2 separate regions of the Homo sapiens genome follow, and region 2 is linked to region 1. A link is a loop called in an ENCODE intact Hi-C map of the cell type or tissue named here. Cell type or tissue: Caco-2. All regions are shown on one strand. Each heading gives the region's core, and the rest is flanking DNA. Links, peaks and the distances in the headings are about the cores only.

Region 1 (11,992 bases), core at 1,725-9,724:
AAAGGAGTTTTCTGACCACGTATCCTGTGTGACTGAACTGGTTGTACACCACTGAGCAGGCCCTGGGCCTCCAGAACAACTTCTGCCCCTAAAATGAAGAAACTTTTTTTGTTTTGTGGCAGGATGAGAAATACTTGAATATCACTTTTATTTCTTGTATAACAATGCTTCTAAAGTTTAATGTGCATATGAATCATCTGAGATTCTTGTTAAAATGCAGATTCTAATTTAGTAGGTCTGAGGTGGGACCTGAGGTTTTGCATTTCCAAGTTCCCAACTGATGCCAAAGCTGATCTGGAAACCACCTATCCCTTAAAAAGCATTTTGTGGCCCAGCGCAGTGGCTCACGCCTGTAATCCCAGCACTTTGGCAGGCCGAGGCGGGCGGATCACGTGGTCAAGAGATCGAGACCTTCCTGGCCAACATAGTGAAACCCCATCTCTACTAAAAGTACAAAAAATTAGCTGGGCATGGTGGCATGCGCCGGTAGTCCCAGCTACTCAGGAGGCTGAGGTAGGAGAATCACTTGAACCCGGGAGGTGGAGGTTGCAGTGAGCCGACATCGCACCACTGCACTCCAGCCTGGCAACAGAGCGAGACTCCATTTGAAAGAAAAGAAAAAAAAGCATTTTATTTGGAAATAATTATAGACTAACAAGAAGTTGGAAAAATAGTACATAATTTCCATGTATCCTTCACTCAACTCCCAGAGAAGGCATGTCAGGCATCTCCCTTTCCCTGTGCTCACCACCAATGCAAACCCATGGTTTTGATATTGCATTACAGTTCGATTACATATTATACTGTATTACATATAAGATGTAATACATTTTATATGTAATATAAAATATAAAATAAGCATTTTACTGTATTACATATGAGATGTAATACAGTATAATATGTAATCGAACTGTAATGCAATATCAAAACCAAGAAGTTAACATCAGTCCAATACTATTTTTTATCACTCCCCTCTGGGATCCAAGCTCTAATACTGTTAACTACAGACCTGATTCCATTTTCACCATTTTCTACTTGTATTCAATTGTGTGTGTGTGTGTGTGTGTGTAGTTATATGCAATTTTATTCCATGTATAGATTTGTGTAACCACTAGCACAATCAAAATATAGAACTGTTCTATCACCACAGAGGAAATTCTCTTGTGCTGTTGCTTTATTGAGGGTCCCCAAGGATGTATACAAACCTAAGGGTTAAAGATATTACTCTTAACCACTGTGTGATGTTGGCCAAGTGACTTATCATCTCCAGGCCTGTTTTCTTATCTGTAAATTGGTAGTAATTATAGGGCCTAACTTAATGGGTTGTTGGGCATGTAAAATGCAGAGAATAGTGCCTCGCAGAGTGTGTGTTCATTGTCAATTAATAGTATCATTCACATTAGGACTTGGCTGGCTTTGGGTGCAAATTGCACCAAATTTTGCTTCATATCCAGACTATGATCCCAACATATTTTACATTTGACATTTATAGATTTTTAAAGATAAAGGTTCTTTCATTCAGAATTCTGAAATAATTGATATTCCACCTAATTTTACATTAGTAGTAGGATTACTTTTTAAGTTTTAAAAAATTAATTTATAAAGACAAATGCCCAAGATATTTTTTACAACATTATTTATAATGATCAAAAAGCGTGAAAATAATTCGGTTATTCATTTGGAAATATGTTCAGTTCTATACCATGAAAATGAAAGAATGAGGCAATTCTATATATGTTCACTAAGATGCCCCAAGATGTATTAAGTTAAAAATAAACAAATTTTGTAAATAAAAGCAGCCAGACACAAGAAAATACATATGGTATGGTTCTATTTACTTAAACTCTAATAACAGGCAAAGTTATAGTGCTTAATGATGTGTGCTTAGGCAATAAAATTAATAAGAACAACAACAAGTTGATGACTCTAAAAGTCAGGATACTGGAAACCTCTGAGAGAGAGGGTGAGAGGGGGTAGTGATTAGAAGTCCTGAAGAGGGCTGGCAGTACTCTGCTTTTTAACCTGAGTGGTTGTTGCAAGAGGGCTCACTTTGTTGTTTTGTACACTTACCTATGCATATATTAGATTTCACAATAAAAAGTATTTGAAAGCACATTTCATAACTCTGTTAGGCATAGTCTATATATATTTGTAGAAAAATTCACAAAAGATCCACACACACACAAAGACACAACTATGGGCATTTTTTTATTACTTTTGGGTTATGGGAATGTGGGGTAGGGAAAAATTTCACTTTGCATTTTACAATTTGCATTTTGTCCATAATCGTGTTACTTTAAAATACGCCATCAAATATTGTATGTGAATACAGATTACTCCATTTTTATGTGCTTCTGTATTATTTGAATTTTCTTCATAATCACATGTTACTTTAAAAATATTCTTTCAAAATTTGCATATGTATTCATATGTGTGTACATATTTATATATGCTTGGAGGTTTTAGAATAATACTTCAACAGTGGTCACCTCTAAGGGGTGCACCTGGGGATAATGCATTAAGAGAAGGGGGAACATTTTCTTTTCAGACTTCTAATTTGCTTGAATATTTTCTTTTACAATAAACATGCTGATTTTTAATTTACAGCATACACCAAAAGTGGTATATAACATATTTCAGCAGATTTTGTCTTGCAGACAGAATAGATTTGGAGGGGTAAAAATGGGCTCATTTAAAAATGTAGATCCTAGGGGAAGGCTTTATAGGAAAAAATACCCTAGAATGCAAACCTATACTCCTGCCCCAACATACATGCCAGAGTCTCTGATAATGGGCTAACCTGATGAAATCTTTGAAATTAAACCATCAAGGCAGGAATCCTCAACACTAAGTACAGCTCCTGGTCTGTGGAAAGTATTCAAGAATTATTTGTTGAATTTATTGGAAAACAGAGTAGTGTTTAAAAATTTGACCTACTTTTCACTGCTTGTTGAGGCTGGAGGTGTTTTTCTTAGTGTGAGGTTTGAGAGGCATGCAACATGATTGATGAATGAAAGTAGCTAATTTTTGGAGAAAATAAAGTAAAATTCATTTACTTTAAATTTTACTTTCGCCTTTTAGGTCAGTTAGTATTTTCATCTGCTTTTTAAAAGCAGATGATACTTTTCAAGTTGTTGATTAACAGTGATACTCTATCCTAATTATCCTGTGAAGCTTACAGTAAGTGACCTAAAATTCAATGGGAATGACTCAGCCAGACAAGAAAAAGTCACTGGAAGACCAAATCTACTACAGGGAAATAGCACTGGTATTAATCAAAGGTCTAATACTGAAACTCTCTGAGAAATCCAAGTAGATTCTACACTTTGTTGCTGATAATTAGACATTCCCAACAAATAATAATCAATAATATATATTTTTTGGCAGCAGAGGCAGAGATACAGAAGTGAGCTTCTCACCAAAATAGAGTGTCTTTGGAACAATGTCCAGCACTGGTATGACACTGCACTACCCTAAACAGTAGTAACTAGATACAAGTACTGAGTACTTGAAATGTGGCTAGTTTGAATCAAGATGTCTTGTGTCAAATATAAATCAGACATTGAACACCTACTTTGAAAAAGAGATAGTATCAAAATATTAATGTTTTTATATTGATTACGTGTTGAATATTTTTATTCATAAAATATTAATGCTTTTATATTGATTATATGTTGAATGATATTTTGAATATACTGAGATAAAGAGCATTATTAAAGCCAAAAGTGGTTTCTAAAAAATTTATAGTTACCTATATGGCTGAAGGCCAGACATAGTGGCTCACATCCTGTAATCCCAGCACTTTGGGAGTTCAAGGAGGGAGGTTCCCTTGAGGCCAGGAGTTTGAGACCAACCTGGGCAACATTGCAAGACCCCATTTCTACACAAAATTTTTAAAATTAGCTGGGTGTAGTAGCCTGCACCTGTAGTCTTAGCTATTTAGGAGACGGAGGCAGGAGGATCACTTGAGCCCAGGAGTTCAAGGCTGCAGTGAGCTGTGTTTGTGCCACTGTACTCCAGCCTGGGCAACAGATTAAGACCTTGTCTCTAAAAGAAACAACAAGAAAAAAGAAATAAAATTACCTATGTGGCTTATGTTTGTGACTCCTTTATGTTTCTATTAATGCCAGTAAAGAAGATTTGAATAGAAGCAAACCAAGAGTCAGCATTTTAATTTCCCTTACTTTCCAGAAGGGGGAAAAGAATTCCAGCAAGTGGAAATGCTCTGCTCAAAGGCACAAACCTGGTTGGAAAGAAGTGAGGAGTTGAGCTTTCATCTTTTGAGTCTGTGTCTCACGTTCCCTAAGTTACATAGCTGGCCCCTGATGGAAAATTCAAGGCCAGAGAAACAGACTTCCTTAGGACATTTACACATTGGACACCATGTTTCTTTAACCTTTTAAGATACAGTCAGTGATAATTTTAAGAATGTTCTGGGGATTTGCAATAGGATTGAAAGTAGATAGGAGTTAGGGGACTTTAATGTTCTATTTAATACCTCAGTGTTATTTTTAAACCTTGGGCACGTATTACTATTAAAGAAAAACTGGCCTAGGGGTTGGGAAAGCAGATTTAAAAGAAACTGTGGCTTGAAATTCAAATCTGGAGATATTTGAAGTGGCTTTTTCTGCCGTTATTTTCTTTGACATCTCTAAACACCCTCAGCTAATTCTTACTGCTCTCTTTGGGTTTTTTACTTTTTACATTACTAAAGCAAAATCAACTGGTACAAACTAATTTTTGAATCTGCAGCTGTAGCTCAAAAAACCTGTTTTTCCTACTTTTGCAAGCAGCAGACTCCTAAGAATGACTGGTGATTTTGTTTTAAAAGAATTTAAGTCCTGCTTTCTAAAGGGCACTTGCCAACAGAGTAGATGTTTCTATGTGAAGCTATTTGCTACCATCATACTTGAGATTTTTTTGCTTATGGCTTTCAGTGCTGTTACTTCTAAAGGCAGATTCTTGAACACAGGTTCGTTAGCTTCAGAACATACGCAGTCTCCTCATGGTAGCAGCTGTGCTGAGTTCCTGAATGGAGAGATGATTTCCACAGTACATTTTATAGCCACACATCATTCCTGAGGACAATCTAAAACACAAATTATTTTTATTTTTACTCCTTTATCATATAAGAGAAAGAAATACTTAGCTAGTCTGAGTGATAATGTTTATAGCAGCATATTCTATTTTTGTGGCAGTTTCTTTCAAGCACTCTCGCCTAACCTAAGAGGGACAAATGTAGGTTGCCTGTACTTAACAGGACCCTTGGAGTACATATGGATATGGTATAAATTCCTCTTTTTAACTTTTTGTCAGTATTTTCATCTTCTCTTCTTACTTAATCACTTTCAAGGCTTTTCAGCTGCTGAAACAAAAAATAAGCCTGTCCTAGAGGCTGATATCGTCTTCTGGAGCCACCTTTCTGAGAAAAGTGCAAAGGTTCTGAAGGGATTTTTAAATTTGATTTCTTAAAGAGTTATTTTTCACAGTTAGATATCTGAGCTCACCTAGAAGCTGAGTAGCCTCAGTAATCTTGAGTTCCCAAATCTACTTTTATTCATTTCACATTCATGATTGTAAGCATCTATTATGTGCCAGGGTAGGGTTATATCCATTGTAAGTAACCTTGGCAGAGTAAAAAATGCTGCACAGAGGCCTGTGGACCACTCCTAAGGACCTTTGGAGTGGCAGAAAGGAGATGGAGAGGATGAAGCAGACAAGCCTGGACAGCTGAGTGTTCCCACCTCTAGAAATAGTGAAGTACTGCACAGTCATAGCCTGTCTGCCCTTGGGCTTCTGATTGCTGCCTGGGACTTTAAATCCCTGAGCTGAGCTTTCCTGACCTTCGGACCCTTGCTGCCCCCACAGCTCCAGAAGCTGGAGCATTTATCTATAACTCAACACCTGGGCCCCAGTCTCAGCTCTAATACAAACACCAGCTCTGTGACCTCACCTTAGCTTAGAGTAGCCTCTCTTGGTTTCATACTTTGATCTGTAAAACAAAGGAGTGTGACCCTTTCTTTTTTTTCTCTCTCTCTCTTTCAGCACTAACCTGTTAACCATGCTTGAGAGAAGAGGTAGAACCTCATCACAACTACCTTTTGGAAATAGTTTTCCTGTACTAGAATAGGGGGCGTCAGTCAACCTGATGATGTTGTACAGGGAAATTTCGGAGATATGCACGTGCCTAGGCGCTGCCTCCAACCAATTAAACAAAAATTTCTGGGGAGTGGGACCTGGGGATGAGTATTTTTGAAGAGCACACCAACTAGTACACAGCCAGTGTTGAGAACCACAGGTTGTGTAAAAGCATCAGGCCTTGAGAGGGACAGATGTAGATGTAATATCCAGAATTTACTACTTATTAGTTGTAAATCTGTGGACAAGTCACTTAGTCTCTCTGAGCCTTAGTTTCTCTATCTGTAAAATTGGGACCAAATTGTATCTTCCTCAAAGGTAGCCATGTGGCACACAGTAGATACTCAATGAATTGTAATTGAGATGGGTCTATTGCTGTGCTGTCCAATATGATAGCCATTAGCTATACGTGACTATTTAAAAGTTAGATAAAGGTAAAAATTTGGTTCCCCAATTGCACTAGCCACATTTAAAGTGCTCAGCAGCCATATGTGACTAGTGGCTACCATATTGGACAGCAGAGATATCAAATGTTTCCTTCATTGCAGAAAGTTCTAGAGACTAGAAAGTGCTGATCTACATTCTACAGGATCTACTTTACTAAGATCCAAGTTTATTAAGGGAAAATTTATCTTTAACTCTGTTCTAGAAAATCCACTACATTAGCTTTTGTCAGGTAAGTAGCAAGACTTACGGCTTGGGCAGAAAAGTAAAGGAAATCCAGGAATCATCCCTTGTGTGGAGACATTTTTGCTTGTTTCTATATACCTATAAATGAGTTTACCTAGAAGTAAACAAGCAAGTGGGAACATGTAATCGATTCTACAAATAATGATCTTTTCTCCCTTCCCTCCCACCAGTTCTGGGGCTACACTTACCATTTAATCCATTTGTTAAAGTGGAACATTAACTTCTTTCTGCCCTATTTGTTCCTACCACAGGCAGTATACAATGAAGCTGCCGGTATGTGTGTGTGTGTGCGTGAGTGTGTGTGATCAAGAGAAAGGGGTACAAGGTGAAAGAAGGAGCTGGCAATGATAAGGGAAGTCCCTAAATAAGTGTCTGTAACTGAGAAAATAAAAGTCATACATAGAACATGTTTGATGATTTTATTATCTGTAATATTTATTTCAGATATTTTGACAGCTCTTTTATTCAAAAAAACTCCTTAGTATTATTTTGATTTACCCATAGTGGAGACTCTGAAGTCAGATGGTCTGAGTGCAAACCATGCTCCAGTATTTGCTATAGCTAACTGATGTTGGATGGGTTTCTTTACCTTTCTAAGTCTCAGTCTTTCCATTTGCAAAATAGGGATAAATGTTGGTAACCACACCTCATAAGGTTATTGCAAAGATTAAGTGACAGAATACGCATAAACTCTTTAGAATAGAATCTGACACCCGATAAATGCTCAGTGAATTTTTAAAAAATTGTTTAGAAAGGACATTTTATCATCAGCAAACAGATGATATGACACTTTTAACTTCAGCAAGTAGAAGAAAATATACATTCCTCATAGGAATTTTGAAGCTATTTAAAAAACGTAATGCTCTTGTTTCTTTGTCATATCTTTTGGAACGAGTGGGCCTGTTTTTAAAAGAACATTTATAGTTCCTATGTTACATAAATGTTCCACTTGTGCTACTGTACTTGTTTAGTTAAGCACAGGCCTAGCAGCTGGGGAAGTGTCAAAGTCTAAAAAGCAAGGGATTGTTGATTTGAGGTACCCTGTGTTAAAAATTGCTAATATAACTAAGCCGCCTTAAAAACAAGGAAGGTAGTTGTTCTTGATGGAAAAGAGACAACCTCTTAAATTCACTTTATATTTGTTTTGTCTTCCTGCAATAATGTTTCTGTTGGCAAAGTTACTTTATTATTATTTTTTTAAATCTGAGAGCATGATATATCTTTTGGGTTTTTAATTATTTAGATGTTTCACACTCTTTTGTTTTGTTATGCACTGTGACAGTGTGACATGCCTAAAGGACCAAGGACCAGCTCCCCAGTGAGTAGAAAGTGCTGTCATTTATTTTTAGAAAGGAAGCCGTATTGGTTCATATAAGCTGCTTTCCCAGCTGAAATAACATAGCAGATTGGTGCTGTTTGAACACTGCTAATTGCTGAACATTCTTAAACTAGTAAATAGGCCTGATTACCTGGACTCCAAACAGTAAGTCAAACAGACCAGATCACTTTTGATAAGAACACTCTATTAACCTTATATATTCCCATTGGATTATCTTCCAGGGATATGAAATGTTAAGTTATAAATGTCTTCTTTTTTTTTAATTTAGAAAGACTTTAGGAAAAATTGTTTGGGATATTTGAAGGTAAGTTAAAGATCATTATGTCCAATGTATGATTTAGTAGATAATTATCAGGTACTATACCATTAGCTGAGAGGTCAACAGTAAAGATGAACCCATTCAGAACAGAAAGTCCTGATTTACAAGATCTTGTTGTACCCTGCCATGTCTGTTTGGGTAACTGCAAGCAAACAGTAATAACTCTAACAAGGAAACAGTGAGCTTTTAATAAATAAAATGTAACATGAGTTCTTTATTAGACCCTTAAATCTCAAAACTAGAAAGCTTTTTAGAATAAAATTCCACTTCTACTCACCCTTTGAAATATTCACTGGAAACACAACTCTAAGATTCCTTCCATTTTCCAGATTCTAGAGCATTCATGTTAAAAATAAGCTTGAAATATTTTATTTAATAATTTAAAAATTATTTTAATTAAATCTTGCTGATGTGAACCATGTCTGTTCCCTTAAGCCTAGAAATGGAGTCTGGAACACAGCAAAAATGACCAAAATATAGTATCATGTCCAGAGTCAGGAAATGTCAGTTTTAGAGAATTGCCAACTTGCTTTGTGAGCTCACTTAGTTTAAAGGAAGTTTCCTTATCAATAGGAGATATAGGGAGTTTAAACAATTTGATGAGGAAGTTTCCTTATCAATAAAGTATAGGGGCAAACTAGTATTCTGAAGTTTTTTCTTTTCTGGATCAAAAATTCAATAATAAGGTTTGTTTTTATAATATTAAAAATATCTTACTGTTTTCTTGGCTTACTATTGAAAAATAGTAGAAAGAAGAAAAAGGAAACATCTACAGTCCCACCAGTCACCTTTAAAATTATTATATTATCTTCTAGTCTTTTTGTTCTACACTTAAAAGAAATTAGAGTTGAGCTCATACAGCATATTATATATGCTTAACATTATAATGTCAAAAACTTTTTATAAACATTTAAAAATGATTATGTGAATATAAGCATTTATCTTCTTATTGGATATTTTACATAGTATCATTTAAAAAATTAATTAATTTTTTATCTTTATTTTTAGAGATGGTGTCTCACTGTCACCCAGGCTAGAATGCAGTGGTGTGATCATAGCTCACTATAGCCTTGAACTTCAGGGCTCAAGTGATACTCCCACCTCAGCCACCCAAAGCACTAGGATTACAGGTGTGAGCCACCACACCGAGCCCATTTTAGAAAAGTATTATAAGCAATGCTTTTGTGAAAATATTTGTACTTAAGGGTCACTCTTCCTTCTAACTCTAATTAGTGTTTTCTCCACAGGAGAGAGTCCCAGAAGTGGAAATACTAGGTGAAATATATGAATAGTTTAAAGGTTCTTGTGCATTTGCTTTCCAAAAAAGTTAACTGTATTACCATCAAAAATTTATTGCTGCACAGAAAGATGCCCACTTTGCCACAACAAGGACATTGGATAATTTTCATAAAGAATTAAATATATGGTTCTCCTATGCTTGGTCTCTTAAGATTTGAAATTTTAACCAAGTATGAAGACATCAATTCCATATAGTCTATTCCTTTCACACAGAGAAAAGCTTTGTTTCACGATCACAGGCTGTGTGTCTACCAGCTGTTAGTGAACTTTAAGATTGCAGGTTGGCTTAGCACAGATTGTTATGATGACCATACTCTAAAGGTATTTTAAGGATAATAAATTTGTCTGTTTTTTCCAGGCTAGTTAATGGGTACAAACATACAGTTTGATAGAAGAAATACATTCTAATGTTCAGAGTAGAGTGACTATAGTTAACAACAAGTTTTGTTTTTTTTTTTTTTTTTTTTTTTTTGAGACAAAGGTCTCACTCTGTCACCCAGGCTAGAGTGTAATGGTGTGATCTGGGCACACTGTAACCTCTGCCTCCAGGGCTCAAGCGAGTCTCCTACCTCAGCCTCCTGAGTAGCTGGGATTATAGGCACGTGCCACTGCTCCCGGTTAATTTTTGTATTTTTAGTGGAGACGGGATCTCACCATGTTGGCCAGGCTGGTCTCGAACTTCTGAGCTCAAGTTAGTCACCCGCCTCAGCCTCCCAAAGTGCTGGGAATACAGGTGTGAGCCACCGTACCTGGCCAACAATATATTTTATATTTCAAAATTGCTAGAACAGAGGACTTGAAATGTGTCCAACCCACAGAAATTATAAATACTCAAATACCTGACTTAATCACTACTTATTCTATGTGTGTAACAAAATATCACTTGTACTCCATAAATATGTACAAATACTATGTTTCAATATTTTTAAAAAAGTATTTGAGGCAATGTTGGGCTCTATTTTCAGTAACAGATGAATTAGATCTCACTGAACTAACCTTCTGCAGGTAAGAACTATAGACTCTGGGAAATGACATTAATAATATGCAGCAGCTACTTAAAGGTTCAGAAGAGTGAGCAGAAGCATATGGATCTTGACGAGAAATCCATGCTTGGAGGAGGCAAGGGAAATTAAAGAAAATTCTAAAGAGAATTCTCTAAATGGATTTTATGGATTGGAAAACTCCGTGTTATTAAAATGACAATTGTCCTCCCAACCGATACATAGAATCATTTCAATTCCAATCAAAATCCTAGCAAGCATATAAAAAAGAAATTGACTTTAACATTATCAGTGATGTTATGTGGATATCAGGTGTCTCCTGATATTATGTGATGAGAGGGGTACTTCTCTATGCTTTTTTTTTTTTTCCTTGAAAACCCATGGGCCTAGTCTAATCATGAGAAAAACATCAGATAAACCAAACTGGGGGACATTGCACAAAATACGTGATCAATACTCTTCAAGATTGTTAAGGTCATGCATGAAAAACAAGGAAAGGCTGAGAACTGACACAGACCAGGAGATTGGAGAGACAGGATGACTAAATGCAATGTGATATTCTAGATTAGATCTTGGAACAGAAAGAAGACATTCATGGAAAACTGGTGAAATCCAAATAAAGTATTTAGTTTAGTTAATAGTGATAATGCCAATGTTGGTTTCTTAGTTTTGACAGATGTACCACAGTAATGTAAGATAATAATATTAGGAGAAACTAAAACTGGGTGAGGGGTATGTGAGAACTATACCACTTTCACAAATTTTCTGCAAATCTAAAATTATTCCAAAATAAAAAGTTTATTTAAAAAAATTGTTGAGTTTATTCTAAAATTTACGGAAAGGCAAAGGACCTAGAAAATTCAAAACAATTTTGAAAAAAAATGAGGTATTTAGACTTTTTGACATCAGTGTAGTGTGGGAAGTAGAAAACACACTTTTTAAAAATTAAAATAGATTTCCTGATTTCATGACTTATTATACAGCTATAATAATCAAGACCATGTTATCAGCATAAAGATAGAGATATAGCAATGCAACACAATAGAGAGCTCAGAAATAGAGCTTTACTTATATGATCAACTGATTTTCAGCAAAAGCACCAAGGTAATTTGGTGGGGAAAAGGATAATTTTTCTAACAAATGACACTAGAACAATTGAATATCTTTATGGAAAAAATAAACCTTGATCCTTACCTTAGACCCTAC
Region 2 (11,992 bases), core at 2,322-10,321, 50 kb after region 1:
TGTAATCCTAGCATTTTGGGAGGCCCAAAAGGAGGATTACTTGAGGCCAGGAGTTGAAAACCAGTCTGTTAAACATAAAGAGACCTTGTCTCTATAAATAAGCAAACAAATAAAACATGTGTGCTCTTATCTCACCTGTCCAAGTTTACTCAATTAGAACTTGTAAGAATATTAACGTATTGTACTATATTGCTTTGATGGATTGGAGCTAAAAATAATTGTAAAATGCTTGGCAAAAATTAAGCCCAAATGAGTGTACCATGATAATATTTGGTATCCCTATAACACAATGAAAACTTACGTATCATGTGGTGATACTATTTGCCATATTTCCACTTTGTTGTTAATTACTTCCTTGGAAATATTTTATATGGATAAATATTTATCAGATTTAATAAACTTTCTTCAGCCCAATTATAGACTTTTTCTTTTCCCAGAACATGACCAAAAAAAAAAAAAAAAAAGGAAAAATGTCTATCTACCTTGGATAGAGGAAGATTAAATTCCATTTATCTTCTCTTTTTCTAGTCTTCTGGTGGTAATTAACAGATGGTCCTTGTTTTCTATTTGATAGACCAATGAGCAAACATGAGCTTTATCTCTAGTGTGCAGAAGTAGTTTGTCATCTAATGCTTTATGTCATGACAACATTGAACTTAATTTACAAAACCACTTTTGCCCGCTTGGTAGATTATTTTATTTCTCAGTCACACTGGTTCAAACATCAAATCCATAAAGATACTTTTCTTCACTTTGTAGTGGAAGTTACCTCGAACTGCTATTTTGGTTTTATTTTCAGAACGAGTCCTTAATAAAACAAATTAAAAAGTTAATAATATTTGGAAAGTGTAGCAAAAATCTTGCTTTTTCCTGCCTCTTGTGACTATGGTCTATATCAATGTAAATAACAATAGAGGCAAATGTCTACTGTTTTTGTTTTGTTTTTCTTCATCTGTATGATAGAAACCTATACTAGTTATATATTGGTGTGTAACCGATTACTACAACAATTAGTGGCTTAAAAAAACCAACATGCATTATTTCATAGTTTCTGTGGATCAGGAATTTGGGAGTAGATCAGCTGGGGGACTCTGACTCAGGATGTCTCATAAGGTTGGAATCAAGACATCAGCTAGGACTGCAGTCATCTCAAGGTTTGACTGGGGCTGAGGGACCTGCTTCCAATATGGCTTATTGCCGTGACTTGTTATTTTACCATGTGGGCCTTTCTGTGGAATTGCTCAAGTGTCCCCACCACATGGTAACTGGTTTCCCCCAGAGTGAGTGCCCTAACCTTTGAAGTCACATTCCATCACTCTTTCTGTATTTTACTGGTGATACAGACCAATCCTGATACAATGTGAGAGGACAAATAGCAGAGCATGAATAACAGGAGGCAGGATCACTGAGAGCCAGCCTGGAGACTAGCTACCACAAATGGGATTGTATTTGGAATACTCAGTAACTAGGGTTGAAGCCAAAATGCACCTAGGAAAAGTTGTGTCATTTGAGTTCTTGAATGCTTCTTAGCTTTTGAGATATATATGGGCTACCATTTGAGGCAATGGTAAAAAAAAGTTGGACTTGGAAGCCAAAAAGATCAGTTCAGTTCTAGGCCCTTACTACCTGTGGAGGAGATTTGATTTAAATCTGGCTATCTCAGTTTGTTTTTCTTTAGAATAGAGGAATTAATACACACCTATCTATGCTTAATAGATTGTGGTACAAGAGAAAAAGTCTTAGTTCTAAGATAATGCCAGGCATACAGGAGCTAAAAAATGCTAGTTTCCTTTCCCCTTTCCTTCAAGATATCCAAGCAGAATTTTCCAAACATTGTGCCACGAAATACCACTTTGCCATTCCTCCAAAACCCCTAGGTCTGTTGCCTCTGGCTGAGAGTGCCTCCCTCAAATGTGCCAGACAAATATTCATATCCTATATATTTATCATTGTGAAAAACTTTATATACCACTTCTCTAAAGGAGGATTTCTTTAAAATAGCCACTAGAAATTAATGTAGGACTAGAGGTCCTAGCCAGAGCAATTAGGCAAGAGAAAGAAATAAAAGGCCTCTAAATTGGAAAGAAAGAAGTTAAATTGTTCCTGTCTGCAGATGCCATGACCTCATGTATAGAAAACCCTAAAGGCACCACCAAAAAACTGTTAGCACTAATAAGCAAATTCAGTAAAGTTGCAGGATACACATCAACATACAAAAATAGTAGCATTTCTATACTCTAACAGCAAACTATCTGAAAAAGAAATGAAGAAAACTATCCCATTTATAATACAAGTATCTACAAAAAATACTCAGGAATAAATTTAACTAAGGAGATGAAAGATCTCTACACTAAAAGTTATAAAATATTGATGAAGGAAATTGAAGAGGACACAAATAACTGTAAGGATATCCCATGTTGATAGACTTGGGGAATTAAGTTGTTAAAATGTCCATACTACCCAAAGAGATCAACGTAATCCCTATAAAAATACCAATGACATTCTTCACAGAAATAAAAAAAAATTATGAAACCACAAAAATTCTGAATAGCCAAAGAAATCTTGAACAAAAAGTGTAGAGGTAGAGGTATCATACTACCAGACTTCAAAATATACTACAAAGGTATGGTAACCAAAACAGCATGCTACTGACATAAAAACAAACATATTGACCAGTGAAATGGAATAGAAGGCCCCCAAGTAAATCCACACATATACAGACAATGATTTCCAACAAAGATACCAAGAACAAACAATAGGGAAAGGGCAATCTCTTCAAGAAATGGTGCTGGGAAAAGTAGATATTCACATGCAGAAGAATCACATTAGATCTGCATCTCATACCATATAAAAAAATCAAATCAGAGTGGATTAAAGACTTAAACATAAGACCTCAAACTATGAAACTACTAGAAGAAAATAGAGTTGAAAAAGCTCCATGACATTGGTCTGTGCAATGATTTTTTTAGACATGACCCCAAAAGCATCAGCAACAAAAGTGAAAATAGACAAATGGGATTACATGAAATTAAAAAGTTTCTATGTGGCAAAGGAAACAAACAACAGATTGAAGAGACAACCTACATAATGGGAGAAAATATTAGCAAACTATGTATCTGATAAGGGGTTACTATCCAAAATAAAGAAATAATTCAAACAACCGAATAACAAGAAAACAAATCACCCAATTAAAAAATGCAGAAGCTGGATACAGTGGCATGTGCCTGTAGTCCCAGCTACTGGGGATGCTGAGGCAGGAGGATTGCTTGAGCCCAGGAGTTTGAGGCCAGCCTGGACAACACAGTGAGACCCTGTTTCTAAATAAATAATAAATTTTAAAAAATAAGTGGGCAAAGTACCCCAATAGACATTTCTCAAAACAAGACATACAAATGACCAACAGGTATATGAAAAATGCTCACTATCATTTATCATCAGGGAAATGCAAATTAAAATCACAGTGAGATATCATCACCTCACGTCTGTTAGAGTGGCTACTATAAAAATGAGAAAAGATAACTAGTGTTGATGAGGATGTGGAGAAAAAGGAACTCTCACACACTGTTGGTGGGAAGATAAATTAGTACAGCCATTATGGAAAACAGTATGGAGGTTTCTCAAATTAAACATAGAACTACCATAAGATCCAGCAATCCCACTACTGGGTATATATCATACACACACACACACACACACACACACACACACACACACACACACATATGTGTGTGTGTATGCATCCATTATATATTCCATTATATATATATATAATGGAATGCCTAAACTAATCTAACTCACATATGCATTACCTAACATAGTTTTTTTTCTTTTTTGGTGAGAACCCTACATCCACTCTCTTAGCATTTTTCAAGAATACAATATACTGTTAACAATAGTCACCCTGCTGTACAATAGATCTCTTCAACATATTCCTCCTATCTAAATGAAATTTTGTATCCATTAACCAGCATCTCCCCAACACCCACTCCAACCACCCCGACCCCTGATAACCACATTCTACTCTCTACTTTTATAAGATTAACATTTTTAGTTTTCACATATAACTGAGGTCATGTGGTATTTGTCTTTCTATGCCTGGCTTAATACATACATTTAATGTCTCTAGGTTCATCCATGTTGTCACAAATGATAGAGCTTCCTTCTTTTGTATGGCTGAGTAGTATTCCATTGTGTTTATATGCTACATTTTTCTTCATCCGTTCATTCAATGATGGACATTTAAGTTGTATTTAAGTATATATATATATATATATATATTTAAGTATATATATATATATATATTTAAGTATATATATACTTCAAGATATATATAATATTTTATATATTATATATACTTATTTTATATATACTTCAAAATATATATTTTGAAGTATATATATAAAATAAGTATATATAAAAAATATATTTAAGTATATATATATACTTCAAAACAGTATGTTGTACACAGTAAATACATACAGTTTTTTCCATTAATTAAAATTTTTTTAAATAATTGATATAGTAAAAATATAGCAACAAGGAAACACATCATAATCAGGTACTCTGTCTAATTATGATTACCTCTTCCTAAGAGAACTGTTTCAACGCAATTATGAGAAAGTACCTAGCAACATCTTAGAACAGTCTTCCCAAAACTGTCTGATCCCCAAAGCAAAGGTTCTGACCTAAATTATAATCTCCAAGGGATGGAGCTGGGAATCTGTATTTTTAACAAGGAATCCTAAAATTCTTGTGATTAGGGAAGTCTAGAAAATACTACATCTGGTGAATTTATCTCTGGAAGGTGTAATATGGGGAGTGTAAAGAGTGGAATGGGGGGAATTGGGGTGGGATGAAGGTGGGAGGAATTAGGTACCTAGAAAAAATAAAAGGGAATGTTGAGAATTTCTCACTTAGAAATTCTGGCATTGTCACTGATTTAGCATTTCCAGGTCCGTGTGTGTCTGTGTGTTTGTGTGTGTGTGTGTGTGTAAAGCAGGGGGTGGAGCCGCTACCAGTCTGTGGATACTATATTTGCAATTCATTCCGTGTAACTAGTATGTAGGATGTGCGCACTGTGTTTAGGACCTCTTAATATGGAAGTGGCTTCCCCATCCCTGCTCAGCTACTTTGGTATGATGAACTAGGCAAAACAGCTCTCTTTGCCTACTCTGCATTTGAAAATATTACTCTATCTGGAATTCAAATGCCTACCATGTCTGGGCATGAAAGGCAGAGTGAAACTGATTGGTTTAGGAAGATAGGGAAGATCTCCAAGTTTATTTTCAGTTAAAAAAAAAAAGAGAGAGAGAAAAAGCAGGATGTATAATATATTTTACCTTTGTAAAAAGGGGAGAAATAAGACTATCAATGCATTTTTTTTTGGAATTTTCCTAAAGAGACAATAGAAGAATACACAAGAAACTAATATAAGAGATGACCTTGAGAGAGGTGGGAGTGAGACTATTTACTGTACAGTAAACACTTTTTTAAAAAAGATTTTGAACTAAATGAATTTATTCCCTTTTTAAGAAAATAAAAACAAAATATAACAATATGCAGGCCACACCAGATAAGACTATGGACTGAATTTGGCCCATAAACTGCCATTTGAGACCTCTATATTATACATATCCCTGTACTTAAACCAGTGAAGTCTGAATCATTGTTAATTCATTCAGTAAACATTTACTGAGTACCTCCTGAGGTCCAATCTACATGTTTAGGTGCCAGGGCACTATCACTGCCCTGAAGGAGTCTCTGTCTCTAGACTCTCTAGTGGCCTTGCTTGGTGAATATTTAAAAACGTATTATTTTTATTGCTTAGGAAACTTTAATTGATAACTGTTTTCAAGCTGAATCTCTAGTGAATAGGTAAGACTTGGTTGCAGATTAGCAATACCTGTTTGTATATACACAATTAATATTTAAGACCATACAAATATTTTGATCTTAACTATTTTGAAATAAGCCCTTCTTAGTCTTGTTTGCCCTGTTAATTTGTTAGGCCAATACTTATGTTCATTATCCCAAGATAAACTTAAACCCAAGCCAAGTCAAATAATTGCAAATTCTAGACAAAACAAATATGTATTAATGAAATTTAAATGTATTTGTAAATAAAATGTCTGAGAGCAAACTGTTCTCAATGATAGGGAGGAAATATGAATAAAGAGAGGAGAGTCAGGAATAAAATGGAAATCTGATCTACCTTCCCTTGTGGAAAAAATAGATGTGACCTAGCCTCTTTGAATCTGGTAATCTAGTCTTGACACTAATAATCTTATCTCTTCTGGAGCCATATTTTGGCTTCTTTCCCCACAATCCCCACCACATTAACTCCCGGAAATGTACAGTGCATGTAGAAAAGCAATGACTTCTTCCCTGTGGTAGAATGGAGACCTGTGTTCCCCAATCCCATGTAAAGGTGCCAATAGAAGTTTAGATTGGCTCAGATGTAGAAATACATTTCCTACCATGACGCTGGGAAACATTTCAGGTTTCTGTGTTCTTAAAGACTCTGCTGCCTGAAAATTCTGTTCAAAAGTCTACTTTGCTATGACTAATTGTTAGGCAAGCAGCAGAGTTACTCAAGACAAATATTACTGGTATTGAACTGACATTAATATCTTTAGAAAGCCTAACTATCTGTGTGGGGCAACATTTTTAATCAGAATGTCACCTGAAGGCCTCCAGAAGTTAAATAACTTTATTATGTGAGAAGAAAAAGATTCATTAACATTTTGCCATGTATGTGTGGATAAATGATTCTTTCTGGGCAATGAAACAAGAATGCCAACACTATATATGTTTAATAAAACTTGTGCTAGGTTGGCAGTTAATATTATATCTAGTAGATTTTTGCATCTGTTTCAGTTGTCTTCTGTGACATCACAAAAACCCCAACATTTAGTGGCTTAAAACAATTCACTGCTGTTGCTCATGGCTCTGTAGGTTGACCAGGCTCAACTCAGCTTGGAGTTCTTGTTTGGGAACTCTCATATGGTGGTGGTTTGATGGTGGCTGGGGCTAGAGTAATCTGAAGGCTTGCCTGGGGTGGATATCTAAGATGGCTTCCTGATGCACATCTTTGGCTCATCTTCTGGAATGACTGGAAGAGCCAGAGGTTGGTATCTTTCTCTGTCCACATGGCCTTTTCACATGACTATCTTCAGATTCATCGCAATGTTACAGTGTAACTGTGGAGTAGTTAGAGTTTTTATGAGAGCAGTTTCCTCCAGAGTGAGAATTCAAGAGACCTTGGCAGAAGCTGCAAGACTTTCTATGACCTAGCTTTGAAGGTCATGCATCCTCAGTTTTGTTGCATTCTATTTGTCAAAAAGCTAGTCATACATAGGAGCCAACTGAAAGAGCTCCCAATGGCCAAAGCTGGAACAATTTCAGCAACAAAAAAATAAAGTAGTGTTAGATTATAGCCCAAAGTATGGGCTAGGAATCTTTGCACAAATGATCAAATAAATGAATAAATAAATGGATGAGAATAGACAAACATCCCTTGAAGAATTTAAATGTTTTATGTAGATATTGCATCCTCATGGAGGGGAAGCATAAATACCCATTCCTTTTTTTTAAAAATTATTATACTTTAAGTTCTGGGTTACATGTGAAGAATGTGCAGTTTTGTTACATAGGTATACACGTGCCATGGTAGTTTGCTGCACCCATCAATTTGTCACCGACATTAGGTATTTCTCCTAATGTTATCCCTCCTGTAGCCCCCCCACCCCCCGCAGGCCCTGGTGTGTGATATTCCCCTCCCTGTGTCCATGTGTTCTCATTGTTCAACTCCCACTTATGAGTGAGAACATGCGGTGTTTGCTTTTCTGATCTTGTAATACTTTGCTGAGAGTGATGGTTTCCAGCTTCATCCATGTCCCTGCAAAGGACATGAACTCATCCTTTTTTATGGCTGCATAGTATGCCATGGTGTATATGTGCCACATTTTCTTAATCCAGTCTATCATTGATGGACATCTGGGTTGGTTCCAAGCCTTTGCTATTGTGAATAGTGCTGCAGAAAACATAAGTGTGCACATGTCTTTGTCATAGAATGATTTATAATCCTTTGGGTATATGCCCAGTAATGAGATTGCTGGGTCAAATGGTATTTCTAGTTCTAGATCCTTGAGGAATCACCACACTGTCTTCCACAATGGTTGAACTAATTTACATCCCCACCAACAGTGTAAAAGTGTTCCTATTTTTCCACAACCTTTCCAGCATCTGTTGTTTCCTGATATTTTAATGATCACCATTCTGAGTGGCATGAGATGGTATCTCATTGTGGTTTTGATTTGCATTTCTCTAATGACCAGTGATGATGAACATTTTTTCATATATCTGTTGGCTGCATAAATGTCTTCTTTTGCGAAGTGTCTTTTTATATCCTTTGCCCATTTTTTTGATGGGGTTGTTTGCTTTTTTCTTGTAAACTTGTTTAAATTCTTTGTAGATTCTGGGTATTAGCCCTTTGTCAGATGGATAGATTGCAAAAATTTTCTCCCATTCTGTAGGTTGTCCGTTCATGCTGATGATAGTTTCTTTTGCTATGCAGAAGCTCTTTAGTTTAATTAGATCCAGTTTGTCAATTTTGGCTTTTGTTGCCATTGCTTTTGGTGTTTTAGTCATGAAGTCTTTGCCCATGCCTATGTCCTGAATGTTATTGCCCAGGTTTTCTTCTATGATTTTTATGGTCCTAGGTCTTACGTTTAAGTCTTTTATCCATCTTGAGTGATTTTTGCATAAGGTGTGAGGAAGGGGTCCAGTTTCAGTTTTTTGCATATGGCTAGCCAGTTTTCCCAACACCATTTATTAAACAGGGAATCTTTTCCCTATTGCTTGTGTGTGTCAAGTTTGTCAAAGATCAGATGGTGCTAGATGTGTGGTCTTATTTCTGAGGCCTCTATTCTGTTCCATTGGTTTATATATCTGTTTTGATACCAGTATCATGCTGTTTTGGTTACTGTAGTCTTGTAGTATAGTTTGAAGTCAGGTAGCGTGATGCCTCCAGCATTGTTCTTCTTGCCCAGGATTATCTTGGCTATGCAGGCTCTTTTTTGGTTTCATATGAAGTTTAAAGTAGTTTTTTCCAATTCTGTGGAGAAAGTCAGTCATAGCTTGATGGGGATAGCATGAATCTATAAATTACTTTGGGCAGTAAGGCCATTTTCATGATATTGATCCTTCCTATCCATGAGCATGGAATGTTTTTACATTTGTTTGTGTCCTCTCTTATTTCCTTGAGTAGTGGTTTGTAGTTCTCCTTGAAGAGATCCTTCACATCCCTTGTAAGTTGGATTCCTAGGTATTTTATTCTCTTAGTAGCAATTGTGAATAGGAGTTCACTCATGATTTGGCTCTCTGTTTGTCTGTTATTGGTGTATAGGAATGCTTGTGATTTTTGCACATTGATTTTGTATCCTGAGACTTTGCTGAAGTTGCTTATCAGCTTGAGGAGATTTTGGGCTGGGACGATCGGGTTTTCTAAATATACAATCATGTCATCTGCAAACAGAGACAATTTGACTTCCTCTTTTCCTATTTGAATACCTTGTATTGCTTTCTTTTGCCTGACTGCCCTGGCCAGGACTTTCAATACTATGTTGAATAGGAGTGGTGAGAGAGGGCATCCTTGTCTTGTGCCAGTTTTCAAAGGGAGTGCTTCCAGGTTTTGCCCATTCAGTATGATATTGGCTGTAGGTTTGTCCTAAATAGCTCTTTTTATTTTGAGATACCTTCCATCGATACCTAGTTTATTGAGAGTTTTTAGCATGAAGGGCTGTTAAATTTTGTCAAAGGCCTTTTCTGCATCTATTGAGATAATCATGTGGTTTTTGTCATTGATTCTGTTTATGTGATGGATTACGTTTATTGATTTGCATATGTTGAACCAGCCTTGCATCCCAGGGAGGAAGCCAATTTGATCATGGCGAATAAGATTTTGATGTGCTTCTGAATTCGGTTTGCCAGTATTTTATTGAGATTTTTGCATCGATGTTCATCAGGGATATTGGCCTAAAATTCTCTTTTTTTGTTGTGTCTCTGCTAGGCTTTGGTATCAGGATGTTGCTGACCTCATAAAATGAGTTAGGCAGGATTCCCTCTTTTTCTATTGATCGGAATAGTCTCAGAAGGAATGCTACCAGCTCTTCTTTGTACCTCTTGTAGAATTCGGCTGTGAATCCTTCTGGTCCTGGACATTTTTGGTTGGTAGGCTATTAATTATTGCCTCAATTTCAGAACCTGTTATTGGTCTATTCAGAGATTCAACGTCTTCCTGGTTTAGTCTTGGGAGGCATAAATACCCATTCCTTAAGTGTGGGTTGCTTATAGTAACTTCCTTCTTAAGAGTACAGTATGGGGTTGGGGGTGAAAAAGAGTACTGCTGCCACAGATCAAGGCCATTATCAACAGTGATAAATCATATTGACAGTATATATTCTTGATTAGAGTCATAAAAATGACCCTTTATTTTTATGGTCCTCCTCCCCAAAACTCATAACCCTAGTCTAATCATGAGAAAAACATCAGACAAGTTCTGATAGGGGACATCCAACAAATACTTGACCAGTACTCCTAAAAATTGTCAAGGTTATTAAAAACAAAGAAGGTCTATCTGAGAACCTGTCATAGCCAAGAGAAGTCTAAGGAAACATGACAAGTAAATGTAGTGTGATAGTCTAGATAAGATACAGGAACAAAAAACAATATTAGACAAAAAACTACATAAATCTAAATAAACTACTGTGGACCTTAGTTATTAATAATGTATAAATATGAGTTCACTAACTATAATAAATGTACCACACAGTTGTAAGATGATAATTATAGGAGAAATTGAGTGAAGGAATACATGGGATCTCTCTGTACTATGGCCTAATTTTTTTCTAAAACTATTATAAAAAAAAAAGTCTGTTAGAAAAGATAGTCATAGGGCCAGCCCAGATTTGAGGGCAGGTTGTGAATAGTAGGAGGCATGGTTCTCTGGGGGACGATCTACAATAGTACCCATTTTACTGATTTTCTTCTGAGAATCTACCTTTCTACCCCTCCTCCCAGTTGATATGGCTGGAGCCTCACCCTTTAGTTCCAGAGGTAGAGCCAGTGACTCCTCTCTCTCACCGCAATGGGGGATTTGCCTCTCCTTTGCCACACGATAGTTTCAGAGGTGAGCAGGGACTTAAGACAGGGAAATCAAAGTAATTTTCGGTCTGCTGGAAAAGTCCTTCTGGCCTTGAACTTGAGTATACAAGAGGTGGGAGCTGCTTCCTCTTATTTTACCATCAGGAGGGAGGAACTTGGAGGTGCCAGGGCCCACTAAATAGAGTCTGAGAAAGAAGCCAACAAAATCAGGTAACTGGGTGGGATACAGCCAAAAGTTAGAAAAAAGCTGTGGGACATTATAGAGCCCAGAATCCAGCCCTGTTTGGAAGAGCTCTACCTCTAGAGATTTCCTAGTTATGCAAGCCAATAGTCTTTTTGAGGGTCTTAAGTCAGTTTGATTTGACATTTTTTTCTTGGTCTCTTGCAATGGAAAAAGTTCCCAAATGATAGAACAAAACAATGTATTGTCCTCCAGTTTATTTCTGTGTTAAAGATGATCAGAATATCAATTGATTTTCAGATTGCTACCCTATTTATTCCCATATAATTCACTGTTTATCTAAGAATAAACTTGCAAGGAGTAAATTGGTTGATAAGAGCTCTTAAATGGTTACATAGCAAATGGAAAGTACTCAGTAAGTGTTCGATATGATTAATTATTATTTCAGCTTACTTTAAAAAGTTAAATCTTTTTAGTGGAGCCTCCCATTTAGCCTTAAATATGCCAATGATTATCATAGTAAAAAGTTGGAGTAGCTGTATGACAAAGTGGCTAAGAGTATGAGTTCTGTAATCTAATAGGTGTGGATTAAAATTCCAGCTCTGCTTCTCACTTGCGAATCCTAGAGTAAGTTACTTAATCTCTCTG

What was found. Hi-C counts contacts between places; a loop is a spot of excess contacts. Peaks named below come from ENCODE experiments on the same cell type or tissue, not always from the same donor. Only the 100,000 strongest peaks of a DNase experiment are listed, where the experiment ranks them.
Region 2: a loop joins it to region 1, with 2.0 times the contacts of the local background. A loop is called at or near these places in 2 of 110 quality-filtered maps.

Annotation. Positions count from the first base shown.
Region 1 is chr5:95,981,266-95,993,257 of GRCh38, forward strand. All of the region lies in intron 1 of LOC101929710 (a long non-coding RNA gene), which reads left to right. It overlaps LOC105379096 (a long non-coding RNA gene), which reads right to left. Exons shown (of 4, transcript XR_001742447.2): 3 at 6,833-6,922; 4 at 5,001-5,089. It also overlaps a transcript of CAST not described here. Among named protein-coding and RNA genes, the nearest start is that of ELL2, 25 kb to the left of the region's middle. RefSeq lists an enhancer at 5,800-6,094. In Caco-2, for the core only: no CTCF peak of the experiment used is centred there; a DNase peak (open chromatin) is centred at 5,876.
Region 2 is chr5:96,030,787-96,042,778 of GRCh38, forward strand. All of the region lies in intron 1 of LOC101929710 (a long non-coding RNA gene), which reads left to right. The region is part of intron 2 of LOC105379096 (a long non-coding RNA gene); the gene reads right to left. It also overlaps a transcript of CAST not described here. Among named protein-coding and RNA genes, the nearest start is that of MIR583, 42 kb to the right of the region's middle. In Caco-2, for the core only: no CTCF peak of the experiment used is centred there; no DNase peak of the experiment used is centred there.